Linked DNA regions of Homo sapiens: regions 1 and 3 are each linked to region 2. Evidence: chromatin loops called from intact Hi-C (ENCODE). Cell type or tissue: endothelial cell of umbilical vein. All regions are shown on one strand.

What was found. A loop is a pair of places that touch in the nucleus more often than their neighbours do. Peaks named below come from ENCODE experiments on the same cell type or tissue, not always from the same donor. Only the 100,000 strongest peaks of a DNase experiment are listed, where the experiment ranks them.
Region 1: it touches region 2 in a loop (6-fold over the local background); 3 of 110 quality-filtered maps call a loop at or near these places.
Region 3: it touches region 2 in a loop (5-fold over the local background); 4 of 110 quality-filtered maps call a loop at or near these places.

The regions. Positions count from the first base shown.
Region 1 is chr10:35,115,624-35,123,623 of GRCh38, reverse strand. It overlaps a transcript of CUL2 not described here. Among named protein-coding and RNA genes, the nearest start is that of CREM, 7.2 kb to the left of the region's middle. In endothelial cell of umbilical vein, a CTCF peak has its summit at 3,135 (motif pointing left); a DNase peak (open chromatin) is centred at 3,113; H3K27me3 peaks cover 174 bases.
Region 2 is chr10:35,375,018-35,383,017 of GRCh38, reverse strand. The region is part of intron 1 of CCNY (cyclin Y); the gene reads right to left. Among named protein-coding and RNA genes, the nearest start is that of CCNY, 43 kb to the right of the region's middle. RefSeq lists a silencer at 3,323-3,617. In endothelial cell of umbilical vein, a CTCF peak has its summit at 3,722; DNase peaks (open chromatin) are centred at 3,477 and 4,197; H3K27ac peaks cover 3,965 bases.
Region 3 is chr10:35,236,141-35,244,140 of GRCh38, reverse strand. LINC02634 (long intergenic non-protein coding RNA 2634) reads left to right here. Exons shown (of 3, transcript XR_930819.3): 2 at 5,590-5,714. Among named protein-coding and RNA genes, the nearest start is that of LINC02634, 4.5 kb to the left of the region's middle. In endothelial cell of umbilical vein, CTCF peaks have their summits at 3,988 (motif pointing left) and 7,217 (motif pointing left); a DNase peak (open chromatin) is centred at 3,960.

The DNA of each region.
Region 1 (8,000 bases), 260 kb after region 2:
GGTCATTCTTCTACTCATGTCATTCAGGAGCCACATAGAAAATATTTTGAAGTGCCTGCTATGTTCCAGGCCCTATGCTAAATGCTAAGTCCTGTTGCTTTTGCCTGTAGAAACTTGCATCCATCCCTTTTTTTTTTATTCCCACTATTACCCATCTGGTACTTCCATTATAGTTCATCCTAAGTATTTCTGTCTGATTCATTTTCCTTAGATACAGCTCTGGTGATGTGATTTCTCTTAGAAAATCTACAGTGACTAGGAGGGACTGAAACTTAAGGAACAGAAGTGAAAGGAGACTGTGAATTATCTTTGGTGGCCTCTTGAATTGTGTACTGCAAGAATGCTTTATATATTTTAAAAATAAATGACATTTTAATTGAAGCAGAAACACCAGTGAGATGTTATTAGCTGACAGAGTGTAACTAAGTTTGGCATGAAGTCCTTTGTTTTGTTTTGTTTTGTTTTTTGTTATGTTTTGCTTGTTTGTAGATCGGATCTCACTCTGTCACCCTGGCTGGAGTGCAGTGGTGCCGTCACAGCTCACTGCAGTCTTGACCTCCCAGGCTCAAGCAATCCTCCCACCTCAGCCTCCTGAGTAGCTAGGACTACAGGTGTGCACCACCATGCCTGGCTAATTTTTTTAATTTTTTTATATAGATGGGTTCTCTAAAATGGGGATATTGGCCAGGCACAGTGGCCCACGCCTATAATTCTAGCACATTGGGAGGCTGAGGTGAGCAGATCACTTGAGGTGAGGAGTTTGAGAACAAACAGCCTGGCTAATATGGCAAAACCCCATCTCTACTAAAAATACAAAAATAAGCTGGGCATGGTGGCGCATGCCTGTAATCCCAGCTACTTAAGAGCCCGAGGCATGAGAACCACTTGAACCCAGGGGGTGGAGGTTGCAGTGAGCCAAGATTGTGCCACTGCACTCCAGCCTGGGCCATGGAGCAAGACTCTAGCTCAAAAAAATAAATAAATAAAATAAAATAAAATAAGGATATTATTACTACCTGCCTCACAAGTTACATGAATTAAATTAATACATGTAAAGTATATAGAACATTGTGCCTGGCACAAAATAAGCATTAAATAAATGTAAACTATAATTATTATTTTATGACTTGGCCAAGTTTGTTTGTTGACTTGTGTGAAATCTGAGAACTTAGAAGTCAAAATAAACCCCTTTGTTTTATAAATTAGAAAGTAGAGGCTGAGAGGTTTCAAAACGTCCTTTGGCTAGTAGATAGTAATATTAGGACTATAACCCTGAAGTTGTAACTTTTAACCCTGTACTCTTTCTACTAGACCACAGATCTCAAGATTTAGCATTTTTCAAATGACTATCCTATTTTATTTTACTAATTTAATACAGAGAAAAACTAGAAAATTGATTCACCTTAAAAGCATTTCTATGCAGGCCGTTTCTATTCAAACTTTAGGATTTGAGACTTACAAAGATAGTGTGCCCAATTTAAATATATGAGAAAGGTAAAAACAAGTAAGTATAATATGTGCTTGATTTATGATGTCTTTGATTTGCCATTTGGCAAAAAATGTTTCATTCTATTAGAGAGTTAACAGTTCTGTGTTCCAACATGGGAAATACCATTGTGTATGTGTGTTTACGTGCTTTTGGTTTTTGAGTTTGGTAAACTTAAACCTCTAAATCTGATGTGCTGTGTACTCAGGAAACTACTTAAAACTATCACTAAAGGATATTATAATAAAAACCCAAGCTCCTGAATTATTTAAAACTATAAGATTGCAGTCGTTAAACTAAACTAATTTTTATTTTTTTTTTTTTTTTTGAGACAGGGTCTTACTCTGTCACCTAGGCTGGAGTACAGTAGTGCGATCATGGTTCACTGTAGCCTCGACCTCCCGGGCTCAAGCAATCCTCCCACCTCAGCTGGCTAAGTAGCTGGAACTACAGACATGTGCCACCATGCCTCATTAAGGGAGAAGAAAGGCATGAGGAAAAGAGGAAGATTGTTATTGTCAATATATTTCATATTGGAAAAGGGCTCCATGCCACATTTTTGTTCTGTGGCCTTAGCGCCTCTCTCAGCCTAGTTTTCTTTAGCTGTAGAACAGGGATCCTAGTACTGCATAAAGTGTTTGTGAAGAAGAATACATTAGCTAATAACATAAAGGTTTTAATACAGTGCATATCATACAGCCTGGCCAACATGGCGAAACCCCATCTCTACTAAAAATACAAAAAATCAGCTGGGCGTGATGGTGTGCCTATAGTTGCTGCTACTTGGGAGGCTGAGGCAGGAGAATCAATTGAGCCTGTGAGGCGGGGGTTGCAGTGAGCTGAGATCGCGCCACAGCACTCCAGCCTGGGCGACAGAGTGAGTGAGACTCCATCCCAAAAAAATAAATAAATAAAGCCTATCTTCCGGCCAGAATATAAACTCCATGGATGGCATTTGTCTCAGTTAACACTCTTTCTCTAATAGCTCCTGAATTGCCTGCTAGAATCGCCTATAGGAAGACATGACATTATGGGGAATGCGTTAAGTAGCTCCCAACATGGTCATGTGCTCACACTAGGACTAAGATACTGTTATTAAATAAATCATGGAAAAATGAACTTAGAAAGGGATATGAAGGATTAGCCAGTAAGTCTCTATAAAACATAAGGGAATTATATCCATATTACCTTGTATATAAAATGCCTTATTTTTCAGCATTCTTTTTTTTGTTGTTTTTTTGAGACAGGATCTCTTACTCTATGGCCCAGGCTGGATTGCAGTGGCATGATCTTGGCTCGCTGCAGTCTCAACCTCCTGGGCTCAAGCAGTCCTCCCACTACAGCCTCCCGAGTAGCTGGGACTACGGGTGTGCATCACCATGCCAGGCTAATTTTTGTATTTTTCGTAGAGGGGGTTTCCACCATGTCACCCAGGCTGGTCTCGAACTCCTGAGCTCAAGCAATCTGCCTGCCTTGGCCTCTCAAATTGCTGAGATTTCACACGCATGAGCCCAGCCATTTTTCAGCACATTCTTTAGGCAATTTCCTTTCAGCATTTTAGAGTAGTAAGTACTCTAAGTAGAATTTACCAAGTTCTTGGTCTTCATAAATTGACAACCTCTTATTTTGTAGGTTATAGTGCCATCATGTGGATACTTTGTTTTCTTCAAATAAAATGTAACCTTTTTATAACAGAGACTAGAAAACCCAGCCATCCCAACACCCAGGTATGACAATTTATATTTTATGTTATTTATTTATTGAGAAAGGTCTCCCTCTGTCACCCAGGCTGGAGTGCAGTGGTGCAATCTCAGTTTACTGCAACCTCCACCTCCCAGGCTCAAGCGATCCTCCAACTCAGCCTCCTTAGTAGCTGAAATCATAAGCATGAGCCACTGTGCCCAGCCTGGCATGACAATTAATTTGGTATTTGTGTCTAAGCCTTTCTGTGTACAGATTCACTCAGGGACTTCTATATCTGAGTTTTTAGTATACAAAATTTGGAAATGATCATTTAAATGATAAAATAAATCTGAATACCATAGCTTGATAATACATGCAGTCCCCATAGATGATCAGTTTTCTCTCTTTCTGGATACTAGGCTGTGCAAAGAAATTGGGGCCAAACGTTTTTTTGCCATGTTCTGAAAAGGTAAGAATAAGAAATAAATATTAATGTGTGGAGCCAAAAGAGTAACCTCAGACTGGCTTAGGAGAGCAATATAGTCTGAGGAAAAGAGTTTCAAAAAATAACCTCCCTGAGCTGGGCAAGGTGGCCTGTGCCTATAATCTCAACACAGGTTGAGGTAGGAGGCCGAAGTGGGATGACTGCTTGAAGCCAGGAGTTCGAGATCAGCCTGGGCAACATAGTGAAATCCCATCTTTACCAAAAAAAAGAAAAATGAGCCAGATGTGGTAGCATGTCTGTAGTCCCAGCTAGGCGGAAGGCTGAGGCAGGAGGATCCCTTGGGTCTAGGAGTTTGCACCACTGGACTGTAACCTGGATAACAGAGTGAGACCCTGTCTCTATAAATAAATAAATAAATAAATAAATAAATAAATAAATAAATAAATAAAATTAATTTTAAAACCTCCCTAAAAATTATAGTATACCTAGATATGAGTACCAAAATATTTGTTTTAAAATCTGGGTGTGTTGATTTTCACAGAGAGCTAAAATTAGTCCATAACCCACTTAATATTAACTGACATCCACCAGAGATAAACATGGTAAAATTATATGGCTCAAGCAACTCCACAGTGCAAATGGAGATCCACAGAAATAGAGAGTTGGACCTTTAGAATTCTTTTTCTAACTTTGTTTAGTATTTACCTCCTTTTTAAGATAAAATAACTGAACCAATGAAAACAGGTACTTTGAAGCTGAAACTGAGCCTTACCTCCTCCAAGATTGAGAATGTGGTTGAAAATGTCCCTTGAATTTCCCAGTTACACAATTATTTAACAAACTTTGAATGTTATTTGTTCGGCTGCTATGTGTAGGTGAAGAAAATGTGAGCCAGAGAGACTCCATCCAATGTTAGATAAAAGGAACACGCAAGGAGCATTGGAAAACATCAACCTTTAAGGAGTAGGTCAGAAAAAAAGAACCAGCCAAGACATTTGGAAGTGTGGTGTGTGAGTGTGGATTGGCCAGCCTGTGCCTGGGGACCCCATTGTCCCCCTATTCTTTCCCTTTACCTCTCCATCAGTAGCAGTGGCTGGAGTAGAGGAATTGTGAAATGATCTGGACATGCCTGAAATGGGAAAACAGGGAATGCTTTAACTGGATCATTATCCTGGAAGCACTTTGACATGAGATATACCTTTTTCCCAAGTCCTAAACTCTTGTGGAGCAGCACAAACCAACATTGAGGCTTTTCTCCCTTTCCCTCAGGTAGACATGATCGCCAAGGCAGCTGATTGTCCCAAGGAATAAGTATGAGCAATGAGCACAGAGGGAAAATCATGAAACATCTGAGGACCATGAGAACTGCTAAAACAATACGTAGAACTAGCTATACCAGAGAAAGTCAAGTGAATGGATCAGACAATAAGAATTGAAAATAAGCTTAATAGAGCTTCAGAGAAAGAAGGGAGAATGTTGGAAACACAAAGCACAAACAAGCATTTGTGAATTGGATGTTGACAAATATTAATGAAATAACTCAATGGATGGGTTGAATATAGCTGGACAGTTCACTCATGAACCGGAAGATTAGAGCAAGGAAGGAACTAAGAAATGGAAAGCATGAAAGGAGAGTTAAGAAATGTGGAAGGTAGAAGCATAAATATTTTTCTAATGGAAATTCCAGAAGGGGAAAAAAAGAACATGTGAAAGAATTATTGCTGAGAATTTCCCAGAATTGAAGACATACTTTAGAATGAAAAAGGCCAACTCTAACTTTGGGATTTCTAGCTTCAGAGAAATGAAAATTTAGAATGACCAAGGGGAGTGCACAGGATTTTTTGGGCAGTGAAACTATTCTGCATGATACTATAATGGTGGATGCATGCTATTACACATTTGTCAAAACCCATTGAATGTACATCACTGAGAATGAAGCCTAATGTATGCACTTTGGATGATTATGATGTGTCAATGTAGGTTCATCAGTTCTAACAAGTAGAACATGCTGGTGCAGGATGTTGATAGGGAGGCTGTGCATATATGGGGGAGGGGATGAAAGGAACTGTGTACTTTCTGCTCGTTTTTGCTGTGCACCTAAAATTGTTCTGAAAAAAATCAAGTCTATTAAGAAAACAAAGACAGTTTTTTAAAGCATAAGAGCATACTTGTTATAAAAATACATGTAATGCAGTGTAATTTTAGAATTCAAGGTCACATATTTCTGTAACACTTTTATTCTTTCATGCCTACAACTTTCATGGAATGGTCCAGTCAAATAGGTTCCACATAATAGGAACCTTCAGTAATACACCACTCACATGTAGCAGAAGGACTTTAAAACAGTATATTCCCAACTCTTCTATTCATTGTGCCAATGTTGCCATATATTTCACTTTTACAAATGCTGTAAACATACAATACTTGTGCTATTTTTGCTTTCGATAGTTGCCTTTTACAGCAGTTAAAAAAAAAAAAAAAGCCAGTTGCAGTGACTCACGCCTGTAATTCCAACACTTTGTGAGGCTGAGGCAGGAGAATTGCTTGAGCTCAGGAGTTCAAGACCAGACTGGGAAACATAGTGAGACCTTGTCTCTACAAAAAATAAAATGCCAGGCATGGTGGCACTCATCTATAGTCCCAATACTCGAGAGCTGAGGTGGGAGGATTGAGCCTGTGAGATAGACTAGGCTGCAGTGAGCCAAGATCATACCACTGCACTCCAGCCTGAGCAACAGAGTTGAGTGCTCTGCCAGTCCACACCAGCCTTCGTGAATTCCGCAATTCTTCTAGCTAAACATATACCAGTATCTGGTTGTGTCTGTCCCAAGTAAGCTAGTGCCCTTCTCTTCCTGCAGGCATCTGTTGCTTCTTAGATTTTGGACCAGTTTTTTGTCCTGGGAACTCAACTCTTCGATAAATTCAAAAATACTCTGTAATTTGAAGGAAGTTTACCTTTTTTTTCATTGTAAGGGTGGAAGAAATGTCTCTTCTGGATGTTTATATCCAAAACAAGCTGGAAATCAGCCCTGGCTAACTTTTTTTTTTTTTTTGAGACGGAATCTCACCCTGTCGCCCAGGCTGGAGTGCAGTGGCACAGTCTCGACTCACTGCAACCTCTACCTCCCAGGTTTAAGCGATTCTCCCACCTCAGCCTCCCGGGTAGCTGGGACTACAGGCGTGCGCCACCACGCCCAGCTATTCTTTTGTATTTTTAGTAGAGATGGGTTTTCACCAGGATGGTCTCAATCTCTTGACCTTGTGATCTGCCTGCATTGGCCTCCCAAAATGCTGGGATTACAGGCTTGAGCCACCATGCCCAGCCAGAGCATCTAATATTTACTGAGTACTGAACATTTACTAAATACTTGACATAATGTTTTTTAAATCCCCCAAAAGTCATATTCTTACATCATAAATAAGGAAAATTTCAGATTGAAAGGATTCAAAGAGGGTTAAACGAGATCACAAAAAAAAGCCACAGCTGGGTACATTACTGTGAAATTAAACATCATCAGAGAGAAACAATAGATATAGATCTTTTCAGCTTATCTATTTCTTACTAAAAAAGAGTAAGTTTTGTAGTTTATGCCTTTCAGAGAATTTCTCTATTTTGTCTCCATTGTCAAATTTATTGTCATAAAATTGTTCATAATTTTTTTTTTGAGATGGAGTCTGGCTCCGTCGCCCAGGCTGGAGTGCAGTGGCATGATCTCAGCTTGCTACACAACCTCCACCTCCCAGGTTCAAGGAATTCTTGTGCCTCAGCCTCCGGAGTAGCTGGGATTACAGGCGCCTGCCACCACACCTGGCTAATTTTTGTATTTTTAGTAGAGACAGAGTTTCACCATGTTGGCCAGCCTAGTCTCAAACTCCTGACCTCAGGTTATCTGCCCACCTCGGCCTCCCAAAGTGCTGGGATTACAGGTGTGAACCGCTGTGCCCGGCCCATAATATTTTTTTTTATCCTTTAATGTCTATCAGATCTGTAGTGATATCATCTTTCAAGCCAAATCTTGGTAATTTTTATCTTTTCTCTTTCCCTGTTTCAGTTTTTATCAATTTTATTGCTCTCTTCAAAGAATCAACATTTATTTATTATTTTATTATATTTTTTGAGACCAGGTCTCACTTTGTCATGCAGGCTGGAGTGCAGTGGCGCAATCTCGGCTCACTTCAGCCTCAGCCTCCCAGGTTCAACCCATCCTTCTGCCTCAGTCCCCCTAGTAGCTAGAACTACAAGTGTGTGCCACACCCAGCTAATTTTTGTATTTTTTTGTAGTGATGGGGGTGTCACTATGTTGCCCAGGCAGGTCTCAAACTCGTGGGCTCAAGTGATCCTCATGCCTTGGCCTCCCAAAGTGCTGAGTTTACAGGTGTGAGCCA
Region 2 (8,000 bases):
AAGTGGACTAATGTGGCTCAGACCCAAGGTGTTCAGGGTCAGCTGTGTAGTACTAAGGGTACACAGAGTGTAGTATGGTTGACTCTCTACTGGTCATGAGTATATCACAGCAGCAGTTTGTTTGTTTGTTTTTTACCTTTTGGATTTTATTTTCACTAAGTTAATCATAATAATAACAACAATTATAATTACTGAGCTCTTAAATGTACTGTCTCCCATAGTTTTCACAACAACCTTATGAGAAAAGTACTGCTGTTATTTTTCCCATTTTGAGGAAATGAAGAAGCCGGCCATGCAAGTTTAAGTAACTTGCCCTAAGTCAGTGTCTCAAGCTCAGCACTACTGGACAACTGGGCCCGGTAATTCTTTACTGGAGGGGTAGAGGGGCTGTCCTGTGTACCACAGGACAGTTAGCAGGAGTCATGTCTTTACCCACAAGATGCCAATAGCAGCCCCCATCCAGTGGTGATAACTAAAATGTCTCCAGACCTTGCCAAATGTGCCCTGGGGGCAAAATCAATGGAGAAGCACTGTTCTAAGTGATGCTGGAGATGAGAGTCAAGAAGCCAGGGTTCTGGCTGAGGTCTTACCACTGCAAAGGCGCCACGGCCCCCTCCCAAGAGAAGGCATCAAGCCCCCTTTGCATGCTCCAAGCAAAGGAGCCGGCAGGAGCTCTTGCCTCTGTCGCACACACAGTCTGTCAGCACTGCAGACAGGCCTGAAGCTTGACAAATATCAAAGTGAGACAAAGCTGTACCAAGTGCCAGCAATTTCAGACACAGAGTAATCCTTCAGTACAAGTAATGCCCTGTGTAACTTTCTTCCTATCCTAACGGTTCCAGTTGCACATATGAAAGATTCTCAATCTCCTCACTTAAAAACGAATCACAGAAAAAGCCTTCGCCTACAACGGCATATCTAACACATTAGACACCCAGGAAGGAATATTTTTTAACACACCCTCCATGTATGAAAAAAATTATTTTCAGTAATAGTTATGTAAAAATCAGTAACTATTATTTTCTTGATTTGTTCTTTAGTTTTAAAACAACTGTCTTAAATGTGATAAGTTTTAATTTTACAGATATTATTTTTGCACTTACCAAGCAAAAATATTACACCTCATGGTTTGCATTCTGTTTCACTGTTGTAATTTTTAAGGACTCTTGGACAAAAACTCCAAGTGATCAAACAGAGTGACAATTATAGTCATCAGTAACACTATCATTTATTTCAAATCTACTGTTTAAAAACAGATATACGTAATACTACAGAGTTAAATACACAAGACTGTCCTAAGCAAGCTTTCTGAACAATTCTAAAGTCTTAAGAAGTTACTCTGGAAATGAATGCAAGCAGCTGAATCCCCATGTGTTTAGGGCTAATCTGACACCAGGAGTGTCAGATTTAACCTCCATGTTGCATACAGTATTTCTTTTTTTTTTTTTTTTTGAGACGGAGTCTCACTCTGTCACCCAGGCTGGAGTGCAATGGCACAATCTCAGCTCACCGCAACCTCCACCTCCCGGGTTCAAGCAATTCTCCTGTCCCAGCCCACCCCCTCCAGTAGCTGGGATTACAGGCACGTGCCACCACATCCAGATAATTTTTTGTATTTTTAGTAGAGACGGGGTTTCACCATGTTGGCCCGGCTGGTCTCAAATTCCTGACCTCAGGTGATCCACCCGCCTCGGCCTCCCAAAGTGCTGGGATTACAGGCATGAGCCATGGCGCTCGGCCTACAGTATCTATTAAAGGCTAAGTACTCAAGAAGTACTCACTTGAAGCTTACGTATCTATTATTAAAACTCAATAAAGCAATTATTTAGAACACCAACAAAAGATTTTGGGGGAAAGAATATCACCGACATTGTTTAGAACTGCAGGCAAAATTCTAGACATTTAGACTTTACAGGCAGACTTCTGGATGCTTTTATTACTGTTATTAAATCCTCCACAGACAATGCACCCCTCATCACCAGCACTGGAGCAGACCACTCCCACCACCCCAGCCTTGGGATGCCGCTGTCTGCCTATCAGAGTTAAAATGGTACTCGGACGCTTCAAGCCCAGAAAGTCAGTTGCAAAAGAATCAAAAGAATAAAGGAAAGAGAAAAGCCACAGAAAATCACAATAAAAGAAACAACGAAGGAGTGAGATCTCTTGGTTCCACTTCTAGCCTGACCTCAGCTGACCGTGTATGTCAGGCAAACTTTAAAACTTCTCCAGGCAGTGCAGCAGAGAGGGTGAAGTCACAGGCGGCTGGCTGCGGACTGGGAGACCCCAGGCAAGGTTCTTAATCTCTCTGGGCCTGTCAGTTTTCTCATCTTCAAGAGAGGAAATATATTTGTATCTAACCCCAAAAGGCTATTGGGAGGTGATAAAAGTAAAGCATGTGAAGTGCTCTATATGTGATAGTTGTACCTGGGCAATATCTTAAAATTACTAAATCTGGGTGAAATATAGAGACTCATCGTACTATTATCTTTAATTCTGTATAGTTTTGAAACTTTCTGAAATAAATGTTTGAAGTTAGTTATTATCAGGTTCCTTAAATACAACACGTAAGAGAAATAATCACCTCCAAGGTCTCTTTGGGCTTTAAAACTCTCTGATACATTCCACACTGGAAGGATAGGATTCCCAGGTGGAAATCAGGAGTGGGAGAGAAAGGGAAAGACATTAGAGAAATAAGCTGTGACCACCAGTCACCTCCTCAAGTAATCACTGCATAATCAATGTTTCACACATAAATGCTTCAATGATTGGACCCTGAGCTGACTCCAAGCATTCATTACAAAATACAAACCAAAATGGGAGCAGCACTTCCAGATCCAAGCCCTCGAGGATCTAAGACTGGTACCTGGCAGCCTCCTTAACCCAGTATCTGTTGGAGTTCAAGTCCTACTCGCTTCCAAAACAACATCTTCCAAGTGTAACCTAACCAATATCTGGGACAGTGTTCCAAGTCCAAACGTTCGAAACACAAAGTAGTCCTCCCATACAAACTGTTGACTAGTTCACATTTTTTTACTGCGCTGAGTGGAATGCTTCATATGACAGCCTGGGACTGATGAGTACTAAAATTCCTGGAGATGACAGCTATGTTTCTCCTCCTTGTGTGGTAAAGTGGGATTTCAAAGCCTCCAATAGACGGCTCCATCATCTGTTGGCCCAGCTAAGTTTCCTCCCAACAACTCTCAGGGTAAAAGGAAAGAAGGGGTAGGGGGTGGATAAAGGCAAAGGCAAGCACGAGAGAATTCTCAGTAAAAGAAAGCAACATCCCTGCATTCAGGGCCTTCCTGCACCACATTATCTTCTTTTCCCACAAGCTTCGCTTTGTTCTCAATAGGCCAACATTCTAAATCAGCTGAAACACATCACTTCGTCACCAGGAGGAAATGTGGAGTTCCAGGATATGCAGAGCTGTGATCATGCAGACTTCAGCTAAGTCAACAAGTTCTGCCAGTAGCTCACTCAATCACTTCCCTCGCTGGTTCTAAGTCTTGAATTTAGAATCAAATTGCTACTTGCTAGATCCCTTGAGAAAAGATGTCATTTCCTGTAATACAGAGTCTGGCTCCATTTCTGACATCTGACTGCTGTTTTCAGGCCCCACCGCTCCCCACCTTCCCCTTCTGCCCCCATCTGGGCAAGCTGATAAGAAAGCCTGGGGCCCCCTCCTTTGGCACTTGCAGGAAGTTCAAACCATCCAGGTCCAGGGGGGCAGGGAAGGAAGCCTTCGACCAGCCCCAACCCCTAATCATGTAAAAGCCAAGCCAGTCTCCTTTCCCTGCTCTCTCAAGACACTTTTGGACCCGAGAGCCTGCCTGCTCTCCCCCAAAAGCTTTACTATGTGAATAATTCACCTTTTCTTACTCTCTTGGTACATCGTGAGGTCTCATCAGGCTGACACGTGAACCAAACTTTGTGTGGGTCCATCCCACCTCTGTACAGTGGCAACAGCATTTCCCAAAGTAAAAGACCCTGCATACTCCTTTCAACCTTCATCCAAAAATGCATTGGTGCATCAACTCCACCAATGTCTCCCTTGACTCTGGCCATGAGAAACCTCTGTCTCAGCTTCTCACCAATAAAGCAAGCCTAGTGCAGTTGCAAACAAACCAGCATAAGTTAGGAAGCAGAGGCTCAGGACAGGTACCCATTCCACCCCTAACTAACCAGATGACTCTAGACAATTCCACTGCCATTTCTGGGTCTCATTTCCCTCACCTACTAAAGAAGTGTAACAGTACACCCTCTGTGCCTAACTAGTAAGATCATGGTAAGGATCGAACGGGGCAGGATGTGGAACAGCACTCTGCAAGCCATCCTGACTCACACATATTCTAACTCCCCCAGCACGTCCCGGGCTTCATCTCCCTCGCCCAACACTCAGCTCTGCTCTTCTACTGTCCTTCTAGCTCCGTGCTCAAACAGAAAAACCCTCCTAACTTTTCTCAACACACATACACCCCACCCTAGCCAAAAAAGCAACCACCGAGGGCTCCGGTAACCTCTTCTAGGAAGTCACCCATATAGACAACTTAGCACCAGCACTCTATTCTCACAAATTCTCCCAAAAAATCCTTTTTTCTTTTATATTGTAAAACAGTCAAGATCACACCCGCTGAAGCCAACCAAAAAGACACAGGCTCTCATCACACAGAAGTCAGAATTCTGGAAAACTCGTATCTACCACCATGAGCTTGAAAGCTTCCCAATAATTAAGACTTCTGAGGAGGTCAGGGATGATATTAGCAAATGTGATTTTAGACAGAATAATGAAATGAGTCAATATTTGGAAGATCTGCATAAATTAGTGAACCAATACTTTCCCAAATGACAAAGCATGATGACACAAAATCTTGCATGTGGTAAAAGGTCCATTTAAAGTATAAGACAGATCAATAAACTTTAACATAAATGATTTCAGATTCCACAGTGCAACTAACCTTTAATAAATTACCATTTGTCACATTTTGAGGTAGTGTCAAAGAATATCCATGTTATCTTAAAAGTCCATAAAACAATACTCCTTTCTTTTCCAATCACATCTGTGTAAGGCTGAATTTTCTTCACATACTTTCACAAAGCAACATAGCACAAAAGACTGACACAGAAGCACATATGATGTTCTTGCTGCCTCCTACTAACCAGACATTAAAGATATAATAGAAATGTAAGGTAATGCTACTCTTCTTACTTAATTTTTTGTTTTGAAGATTTTTTAAAATAAAAATGTATGTTAACATATAATGGTTACATTATAATGTTATTTTTTAAATTAGTATATTTTTATTACAAGTTTTAATTTCTAATATGATATCTACAGACATAAAAATTCTTCTCTACAATTTCCATTATTGAGTTGTAATTCACATGCCATCAAATTCACCACTTAAATAGGTACAGTCATGCTTCCTTAATGACAGGGATATGTTCTGAGAAATGTATTGTTAGGTAATTTTGTTGCTGTGCAAACGTCATAGAGTGTACTTACACAAACCTAGATAGTCATAGCCTACTTCACACTTGGTTATATAGGACAGCCGGTTGTTCATAGGCTACAAATCTGTACAACATGTTAATGCCCTGAATATTATGGGCAATCGTAACACAATGCTAAGTACTTGTGTATCTAAATATAGAAAAGGTACAGTAAACATATGGTATAAAAGATTAAAAATGGTACACCTGCATAGGGTACCAATCATGCATGGAGCTTGCAGGACTGGAAGTTGCTCTAGGTCAGTCAGCAAGTGAGTGCTGAGTCAATGTGAAGGCTGAGGACATTACTGTACACTACTGTCAACTGTATAAACACTGTACACTTAGGCTACACTAAATATATATTTTTTTAAAAAGTAATTATACTATGACATTACGGCAACACTCAGCGATAGGAATTTTTCAGTTCCATTATAATCTTATGGGACCACCATTGCATATGCAGTCAATCCTTGACCAAAACATCATTATGTGGTGCCTAACTGTACAATTCAGTGGTTTTTAGTACATTCACAAAGTTGTACAATCATCACTGCTATGTAATTCCAAAACATTTTCATCACCCTAAAAAGAAACCCCAAACCCTTTAGCAGTCACTCCCATCCTCTTCTCCCCCCATCTCTGGCAACTACTAACCTACTTCCTGTCTCTATTAGATTTCCCTGTTCTGGACATTTCATATACGTGAAATCGTAATATATGTGGCTTTTTATGACTGGCTTCTTTCACCTACCATAATGTTTTAAAGGTTCACCCATGTTGTATCAGGTATCATTACTTCCCTCCTTTTAACGGCTAAATAATACAGGCTGAGCATCCCTCATCTGAAATGCTTAGGACCAGAAATGTTCTGGATTAAAGGCTTTTTCGGATTTGGGAACATATGCATTATATGCTTATCAGCTGGCCATCCCTAATACAAAAATCCAAAATCTGAAATGCTCCAATGAGTGTCTCCTTTGAGCATCATGTTGGCACTCAAAGTTTTAGATTTTGGAGCATTTCTGATTTTGGATTTTCAGATTAGGAATGCTCAACCTGTATCCCATTGTATGGATATACCACATTTTGTTTATCCATTCATCCACTGATGGACATTTGAGTTGTCTTCACCTTTTGCCTATCACCAATAATGCTGTGTACATTTGTGTATACATTTTGTATAAACATGTTTTCAGTTATCTTCGGCATACACCTAAGAGTGGCACTGCTGCGTCATACGGTAACTTCATGTTTAACTTTTTGATGAACTATCAAACTGTTTTCCTCAGTGGCTGCACCATTTTATACCAGCAATGTATGAGAGTTTCAATAATTTTTAACACTATACATGGTGTCCTGTGACCAAAAAGTTTAATAACTGCTGTGCCAGGTTGAGGGATGCTGAGATAAAAGTCTCCTTCCGTATGAGGTCATCATGTGCTACAGGAGCTCAGGCTTAGAGACAGAATACCTGAGCCACGACCCCTCAGAGCTTCCAAGGCACGGTACAGGGAATGACTTTACTGCACCCAGCCCACCCCAGGTATGAGCAGTCCTCCTTTCGGTGTCTTCCACTGGTGCCTGGGGCTCTCAAGCCACAATGCCCACCACTCTATTCTCACCCTTTTTTACTTCTCACCTCAGTGTGTCTTCTCTCCCTCTTGCTTCTGCTGAGCTCCTTCCACACACCTGTCAGGTCATCACGCCTTCGCCTCCTTTCCCTTCCTGATGCTAAGAACCTGCTTCACCTATAGACACAATTTCTCTCAACTCCTTGTAGGTTTTGTGCTGCTCCAGAATCCCAAGGGTAGACCCTCTGTGAGTGAGGTTTGCAATATTTATTACATCTGTGAGGCAGCAAAAACTAAGACTTCCCTATACTGAAAGCAAGCCTCTGGTGACTTCTGGAGAGAACAGTTTTCCTGAACTTCAGTACCCCACAAAATTCAAACAAGATGACTCAATACTTAGAACATTTCCCCATAACCTGTGAATATATTACCTCATATAGCAAATGGGAATTAAGGCTGCAGATGGAATTAAAGCTGCTAATCTGCTGGCTTCAAGGTAGAGAGATGAGCCCAGATTTTCCAGGTGGACCCAACATAATCACAAGGATCCTAAAAAGGGAGGCAGGAGAGCCAGAGAGAGAAGATGTGAGAACTCCATCTACCACTGCTGGCTTTAAAGATGGAGGAAGGGCCTGAAGCCAAGGAATGTGAGCAACTTCTAGAAGCAAGGAAAAGGCAAGAAAATAGATTCTCCCCTAGAGCCCACAACAGGAAACACAGCCTACTGAAAGCCTGATTTCTGCCCACTGAGTCCTGTGTCAGACCTCCAACCTACAGCACTATACAATAATAAATGTGTGTTGTTTACGCCACCAACTCTGTGGTAATTTGTTATGGCATCAATAGAAAATTAACACAGTATAAGTCCTTCTTTAAAAAAAAAAATGTACTTTAAAGAATCACCCCCTCCCTAGTCTCATACCCCAACTCATTTCA
Region 3 (8,000 bases), 140 kb after region 2:
AATTTTAAGATGTTAAATTTTATGCTATGTGTATATTGCCACAATTAAACATAAATTTTGAAAAATGAGTTAGCATGCATTAATTCATTCAAAAAACATTTATTTTGCATTTATTATATATCAGACTCTGTTCTTGGTGGCAGGGATGAAGGGCTGAACAAAACAAAGTTTTGGCTTTCATAGAACTTGCATCCTAGTATATAGTATATAATAGCAGACATAGTTTTGCTGTCCACCCAATCAAGTGCATCATTTCAGGTTATTGGTTTTCATAAAATAAATGTATTACCCAGAAAATCTGCAACTTGACCTATTTCAATGATGAATATATCTGAAGTTTAAATATCTTAATTCTAAAAGAGCATAATGATTACAATGTTTTAAGTCAGGCCAGGCATGGTGGCTCACAACTGTAATCCCAGTGCTTTGAGAGGCTAAGGCAGGAAGGTTGCTTGAGCCCAGGAGTTGGAGGGTACAGTAAGCTATGATCATGTCACTGCACTCCAGCCTGGGTGACAGAGCGAGACTCTGTCTCTAAACAATAACAAATAAATTTTAAATATTGATCTATCTCTAATATCTTTGGATGTGGTTTTGTTGTTGTTGTTGCTTGTTTGTTTTGAGACAGAGTCTCGCTCTGTCACCCAGGCTGGGGTGCAGTGACGCAATCTTGGCTCACTGCAGCTTCTGCCTCCCAGGTTCAAGTGATTCTCTTGTCTCAGTCTCCTGAGTAGCTGGGATTACAGGCATGCACCACCATGCCCGGCTAATTTTTTTTTTTTCTGAGATGGAGTTTCGCTCTGTCGCCCAGGCTGGAGTGCAGTGGCGCGATCTCGGCTCACTGCAAGCTCTGCCTCCCAGGTTCATGCCATTCTCCTGCCTCAGCCTCCCAAGTAGCTGGGACTACAGGCGCCCGCCACCACGCCTAACTAATTGTTTTTGTATTTTTGGTAGAGACGGGGTTTAACCGTGTTAGCCAGGATGGTCTCGATCTCCTGACCTCGTGATCCACCTGTCTTAGCCTCCCAAAGTGCAGGGATTACAGGATTGAGCCACCGTGCCCGGCCAATTTTTGAATTTTTAGTAGAGACGGGGTTTCATCTGTTGGCCAGGCTGGTCTCGAACTCCTGGCCTCAAGTGACCCACCTCCCAAAGTGCTGAGATTACAGGCGTGAGCCACCTCTCCCAGCCTGCAATGACCTAATTTTTAACAATGGATGATCACATGAAAATTATTTTAGAACAATTTGTTTACCAGTTAGACTGCTGGTTAAATCATCTTCTACTATAGTTACTTCAGGCACTGAGGAATATTTTCCATTGTTTTTTTTTTCTGATGTTTGTGGAGGGTTAGAGTGGCCCCAAAGGATGACCTCCAGATAATAGGGACATGGCATATATTCTAATCAAGAATGTGAGTGCTAAGAGGTTAGGAATTATTTTTCTTTGCTTGGATTTGAATAACTACTGGCTAAACATTAGACATAGGAAAGTACTTGAGGCCGGGCATGGTGGCATGCACTTGTGGTACCACCTACTCAGGAGGCTGAGGCAGGAGAATTGCTTGAGGCCAGGAGTTTGAGACAACATAGCCAGGCCCTGTTTCTAAAAAACATTTTTTTTAATTAGCAGGAGCTAGGTGTGGTGGCTCATACTTGTAATCCTAGCAGTGTGGGAGGCTGAGGTGGGAGGACTGCTTAATCCCAGGAGTTCAAGATCAGCCAGAGCAACAAAGTGGGACCCTGTCTCTACCAAAAAAAAAAAAAAAAAATAGCCAAGTGTGCTGGCATGTGCCTGTAGTTCCAGCTACTCAGGAGACTGAGATGGGTGGACCACTTGAGTCTGGTAGGTTGAGGCTGCAATGCACTATGATCATGCCTGTGAATAGCCACTGCACCCCAGCCTGGGTGACAAAGCAAGACCTTGTCTCAAAAAGAAAAAAAAAAGAAAAGAAATTAGCAGAGAGCTACTGGGGAGGCTCAGGTGGGAGGGGGTCACTTTCAGCCCAGGAGTTAGAGCCCACAGTGTGCTATGATCACATCTGTGAATAGCCACTGCACTACAGCCTGGACAACATATCAAGACCCCATCTCTCTTAAAAAAAAAAAAAGGTACTTGATGAAGCCAGATTGGCTGTGACACTGAATAACATTGTAAGGGTCATTATTGGGATATTAAATACATAATATGCTTGGGTCCCCCGACATGTATATGACCTTTCCTTATTCTGTTGGCATCACGCATCTGCCTCATGCAGGATTATAATTTTTGTGTCAAGAAGGCAAGGCCAGGCACGGTGGCTCACGCCTGTAATCCCAACCCTTTGGGAGGCCAAGGCCGGTGGATCACCTGAGGTCAGAAGTTCAAGACCAGCCTGGCCAACATAGTGAAACCCCATCTCTACTAAAAATACAAAAAATTAGCCAGGTGTGGTGGCGCACACCTGTAGTCCCAGCTACTCAGGAGGCTGAGGCACAAGATCGTGCCACTGCACTCCAGCCTGGGAGACAGAGTGAGACTCTGTCAAAGAAAAAAAAAAAGGCAAAGAGAAAGAGTAAATGTTCAATTTTTGCAGTCTAGTCTTTGCTTTTGAAATTTTCTGAGACCACAGACTTGCAAAATAGGCTTTTGAAGAGATAGGGTTTTCTAAATTCCAAGTGTTCCCTCTTTATTTGAATTAAATAATTCATTAAAATTATTATTTTTTAAATGAAACAGGGTCTTTGTCACCCAGGCTGGGGTGCAGTGGTGCATAGTTCACTGCAGCCTCCAACTCTTGGGCTCAAGTGATCCTCCTGCCTCAGCCTCCTGAGTAGTTGGGACTACCAGCATGAAACACCATGCCCAGCTAATGTGTTTTTTGTAGAGATGTTGCACAGCCTGGCATTGAACTTGTGGCCTCAAGGATCCTCCTGCCTTGGCCTCCCAAAATGCTGGGACTACGGGTATGAGCCACCACACTCGGCCCCAAATGCTGTCTTTTTTTTTTTTTTTTTTTTTTTTTTTTTTTGAGATGGACTGTCACTCTCTTGCCCAGGCTGGAGTATGGTGGCATGATCTCGGCTCACTGCAACCTCTGTCTCCCAGGTTCAAGCAATTCTCTTGCCTCAGCCTCCTGAGTAGCTGAGATTAAAGGTGCGCACCATCACGCCCGGCTAATTTTTGTATTTTTACTGGAGACGGGGTTTCATCATGTTGACCAAGCTGGTCTCGAACTCCTGGCCTCAAGTGATCTGCCCACCTCTGCCACCCAAAGTGCTAGGATTACAGGTGTGAGCCACCGTGCCCGGCCTCTCCCTCTTTATATTTTGAGACAAACCTGGCTGGGTCATAGATTGTTATAATGGCATCATTTTGTTGTTGTTGTTGTTGTTTGAGACGGAGTCTTGCTCTGTCGCCAGGCTAGAGTGCAGTGGCAAAAACTCGGCTCACTGTAACCTTCGCCTCCCTAGTTAAAGCAATTCTCCTGCCTCAGCCTCCTGAGTAACTGGGACTACAGGCGCCCACCACCACACCCGGCTAATTTTTTTTGTATTTTTTTTAGTAGAGACGGGGTTTCACCATGTTAGCCAGGATGGTCTCAATCTCCTGACCTCGTGATCCGCCCGCCTCAGCCTCCCAAAGTGCTGGGATTACAGGCGTGAGCCACCGCGCCCGGTCATGTCTACGAAAAATACTAAAAGTCACTACTAAAAACAGAAGAAATTAGCCAGGGGTGGTGGTGCGAGCTTGTAATCCCAGCTACTCTGGAGGCTCAGGCAGAAGAATCGCTTGAACCCGGGAGGTGGAGGTTGCAGTGAGCCGAGATCGCGCCATTGCACTCCAGCCTGGGCGACAGAGCAAGACTCCATCAAAAAAAAAAAAAAAAAAAAAGAAAAGGAAAAAGAGAGAAATTCTCTGGATTTAGGATGTCATTTCGGTTTCTTTATCAATTTGGCTCCCTCTAGAGGTCAGTTAGCAAATTTTAGTCAGCGCGACTTAAACACCTTGGCCCTCTTAAAACAGTAATTTCTCCTAGGAAGGTTTTGGAGAAAATGATTGAAATTGATTAATAGAGTCTATTTTTTAGCAAACATTATATTTAATTTTTTTGTTTAAAATTACTAAGGCTGCCAGATTTAGCAAATAAAAATACAGGACACCCAGTAATATTTACAGTTCAGATTTAAAAATTAATTTTTTAACCTAAGAATGTCCCAAATACATTAATCCAGCAACTCTGTATATCTGTATATAGAGACATACACTATATATACAGTGTTTTACTCCTCATTTGTTAAGTGAGGATTCTGAGGATCAAAACATCCAACTCCAGCCTCTCATTTTCCCAACATTCCCATGGCTTGTTCTTGTTATTTCATTCTAAGTTTTCTTCTAAGTTCTCAAAAGAAATCAGATCATAGGTCTGGTCAGATAACTTGATTTTAAGCTCCAAAGGACCTGAGATATTGAAGGAAACCAAAATATTTCACCCCAAAATATCCTTTGTTGACATATTTTGAGATAGCTCTTCAGAGAGCTAAGCAGCCCTGCAAAGCTGTCTTTTGCGTTGAGCTTTTTGCATCTGTAGAGCAAATCTGCATCCCTGCAGCCAGGCTTTCTGAGGTCCTCCCTGGTCCAGATCTAGGAAAGATGAACTGAGAGTCTGACATCTCTCAAGATCTGAAAGGAATATTTCCCACCTCTTCTCTCTGAGGGCTGCTACCCGTGAGGTTTCAGCTGCATAACAAGACCACCTTTGCTAGCCAGGCGTCCTTTTCTCTCCCATCCATAATCTGTCTTGCCACTGTCACCTGACTTACCACCATAAACTTTTTGGGGCCATGCTCGGAGCCCCCATTTTTTCTGTAATCTCAAAATGGTAGAGGCTGGGTGTGGTGGCTCACGCCTGTAATCCCAGCACTTTGGGAGGCCGAGGCGGGCGGATCACAAGGTCAGGAGATCGAGACCATCCTGGCTAACACAGTGAAACCCTGTCTCTACTAAAAAAAATACAAAAAATTAGCAGGGCGTGGTGGCAGGTGCCTGTAGTCCCAGCTACTTGGGAGGCTGAGGCAGGAGAATGGCATGAACTTGGGAGGCGGAGTTTGCAGTGAGCCGAGATCCTGCCACTGCACTCCAGCCTGGGCAACAGAGCGAGACTCCGTCTCAAAAAAAAAAGGTAGAAAAGTCTGGGCCTGGTGGCTCACACCTGTAATCCCAACACTTTGGGAGGCCCAGGTGGGTGGATCACTTGAGGTCAGGAGTTCAAGACCAGCCTGGCCAACATGGCCAAACCCCATATCTACTAAAAATCCAAAAAATTAGCCGGGTGTGGTGGTGGGGTATTCCCAGCTACTCTGGAGGCTGAGGCATGAGAATCACTTGAACCTGGGAGGTGGAGGTTTCAGTGAGCCGAGATGGCACCACTGCACTCTAGCCTGGGCAACAGAGCGAGACTCTGTCTCAAAAAAAAAAAAAAAAAAGGCAGAAAAGCTTCTGTGCTTCACTGGGAAGCTGGGGTGATCGTTCTGTGATTTTCCCCTATGCATGTTAATAGATTTGCAAGCTTTGTCTCTTAATAATCTGCCTTTGTCTGTTGATGTTCAGCAAACCTTTGGGAAGGTTTCCCTTGGCCCCTACAGTGTTGGCGTCACAGACAGGATCCTAAAGCTGCTCTACTTTTCTGGAAGCCACAGTCCAGGGAACCCAGGACCTGACAAAGCATCAGAAGGGTAAGAAATTCCTACCAGCCAGGCTTCCGGCCTCTCTCCGTGAAATCCGGTCAAGCAGACAGCAGAAATCACTGTTTGTCTCTTTTCCCTTGCCTAAAATCTTGATTAATTGGAGAAAAGGATTTGTGTGACTAGTCTTGGGTTACGTAGCGATTCTGGTATATTTTTAGGCATGAATATTGGTATTGTCTGATCCTTTTTCTCTCAGTCTTTTCCCTTGTATTTTGGTATTGATCTGTCATAAAGAGGGGTGCCCTAGGGTAGAACATGGATCTAGAACCCCCAGAAGCCCACTGTGCCAGCTGGCTCTGCAGTTTTTTTGTTGTTGTCATTGTTTTTTTTTAGATAGAGTCTCGCTCTGTCACCCAGGCTGGGGTGCAGTGGTGTGATCTCAGCCCACTGCAACCTCCGCTTCCCAGGTTCAAGCGATTCTCTTGCATCAGCCTCCTGAGTAGCTGGAATTACAGGCACGCGCCACTGCGCCCGGCCAATGAGTCCTATTTATAAGGTGCTTTTGTTGTCTCAACCCCTGCTGCCTGGTTAGTCCTGGGAAAGTCCAATCCCAGGAGAGCCTGCCTCGTGTCACAGATTAATAGGTGTATGACTGGTGGCCCCCCATAAATGTGTGGGATACTAGAAGCACTGTATGTAAAAACGCCATCTTTTATCATCTGTGGCAACAAGAGTCTTTTGCTGCCTTAGTCTATTCCTGGGAGTGAATTTGTGAGGATGGGGATCGTTGAGGCTGCCTGTTCTATGCCCTCTCCAAGAAGCACCTCTTGTTTATTGGTAAAAACTTCATTGAAACCTGGAAAATAACCTCCTGGGCATTCCATGAAGAGGCTTATTAGATTGAGTTGCTATTTGCATAAGTACATCTCGGGAAATTCTTTTTTTTTTTTTGAGACAGAGTCTCACTCTGGCACCCAGGCTAGAGTGCAGTGGCTCAATCTCGGCCCCCTGCAACCTCCGCCTCCCGGGTTCAAGCAATTCTCCTGTCTCAGCCTCCCAAGTAACTGGGATTACAGAGGCAAGCCACCATACCCAGCTAATTTTTGTATTTTTAGTAGAGACAGGGTTTCACCATGTTGGCAGGCTGGTCTTGAATTCCTGACCTCAAGTGATCCCCCCCCAACCCGGCCTCCCAAAGTGCTGGGATTACAGGCTTGAGCCACCATGCCTGGCCACATCTCAGGAAATTCTAATCATCAGTGGCCAAAAGATTGATTCTTTAAGTTACAAAGGCCCCCTAAACTAAAACTATTTTAGAGACCTCTCATTCCAAACAAGTGCCTTATTTGTGTTTAGGGAAAGATCAAATTAAAAGAAAGGCACTAATAGTATCATGGCTAGCCTTAGACATTTTCCTAACAAAAGTTTCAGAACAAAAATCTGACGGAAAACAAAGTTAAAATCCTTTGTACGCTTAAACTGCCTGCTTTGGAGTCCCTGCAGGATTTGTAGTGGCGGCCACTCCACCTTGTGGCCTAGGAGTTAAAATTCTGTGCTTTCACCACTGTGGACTGGATTTGATTCCCAATTAGGGAGCCACTTCCTTTTGGTTAAAAGGTTCAAAGCCCAAAAATATTGGCTGTTTTTCCTGGTTGAAATCTGATAATTAGAGATTATTATCTCTTATTATTATCTCAGTAAGGGCTTCAGCTATGTGAGACAGATAAACTTTAATCTGTTCCATTTACAGAGACACAGTTTAATCCACCTGTCCTTTTAAACTAGTGAGTTTTACCAGTCTCATGGCTATGATTTTGAAATCAAAGCTGTAAGACCTTTATTTATGTTATTTATGTCTGCATGTTTTTTGTTTGTTTGTTTTGTTTTGTTTTGAGACGGAGTTTCGCTCTTGTTGCCCAGGCTGGAGTGCAATGGTGGGATCTCAGCTCACCGCAACCTCCGCCTGCCGAGTTCAAGCGATTCTCCTGCCTCAGCCTCCTGAGTAGCTGGGATTACAGGCGCCCACCACCACGCCCAGCTAATTTTGTATTTTTAGTAGAGATGGGGTTTCTCCATGTTGATCAGGCTGGTCTTGAACTCCTGACCTCAGGTGATCCACCAGCCTCGGCCTCCCAAAGTGCTGGGATTACAGGCATGAGTCACCACGCCCAGCCGTCTGCATGTATTTTTATATACACATGTCTGCTTGTATATTATCTACATGGTACCAAATTGACTTATAAATAAATTAGCATTTATAAATTAATAATCCCAAATGCTTTTCAAATTCATGCAACATCTTTGGTAAATAAAACCAGTTTTAATATTGTTGAT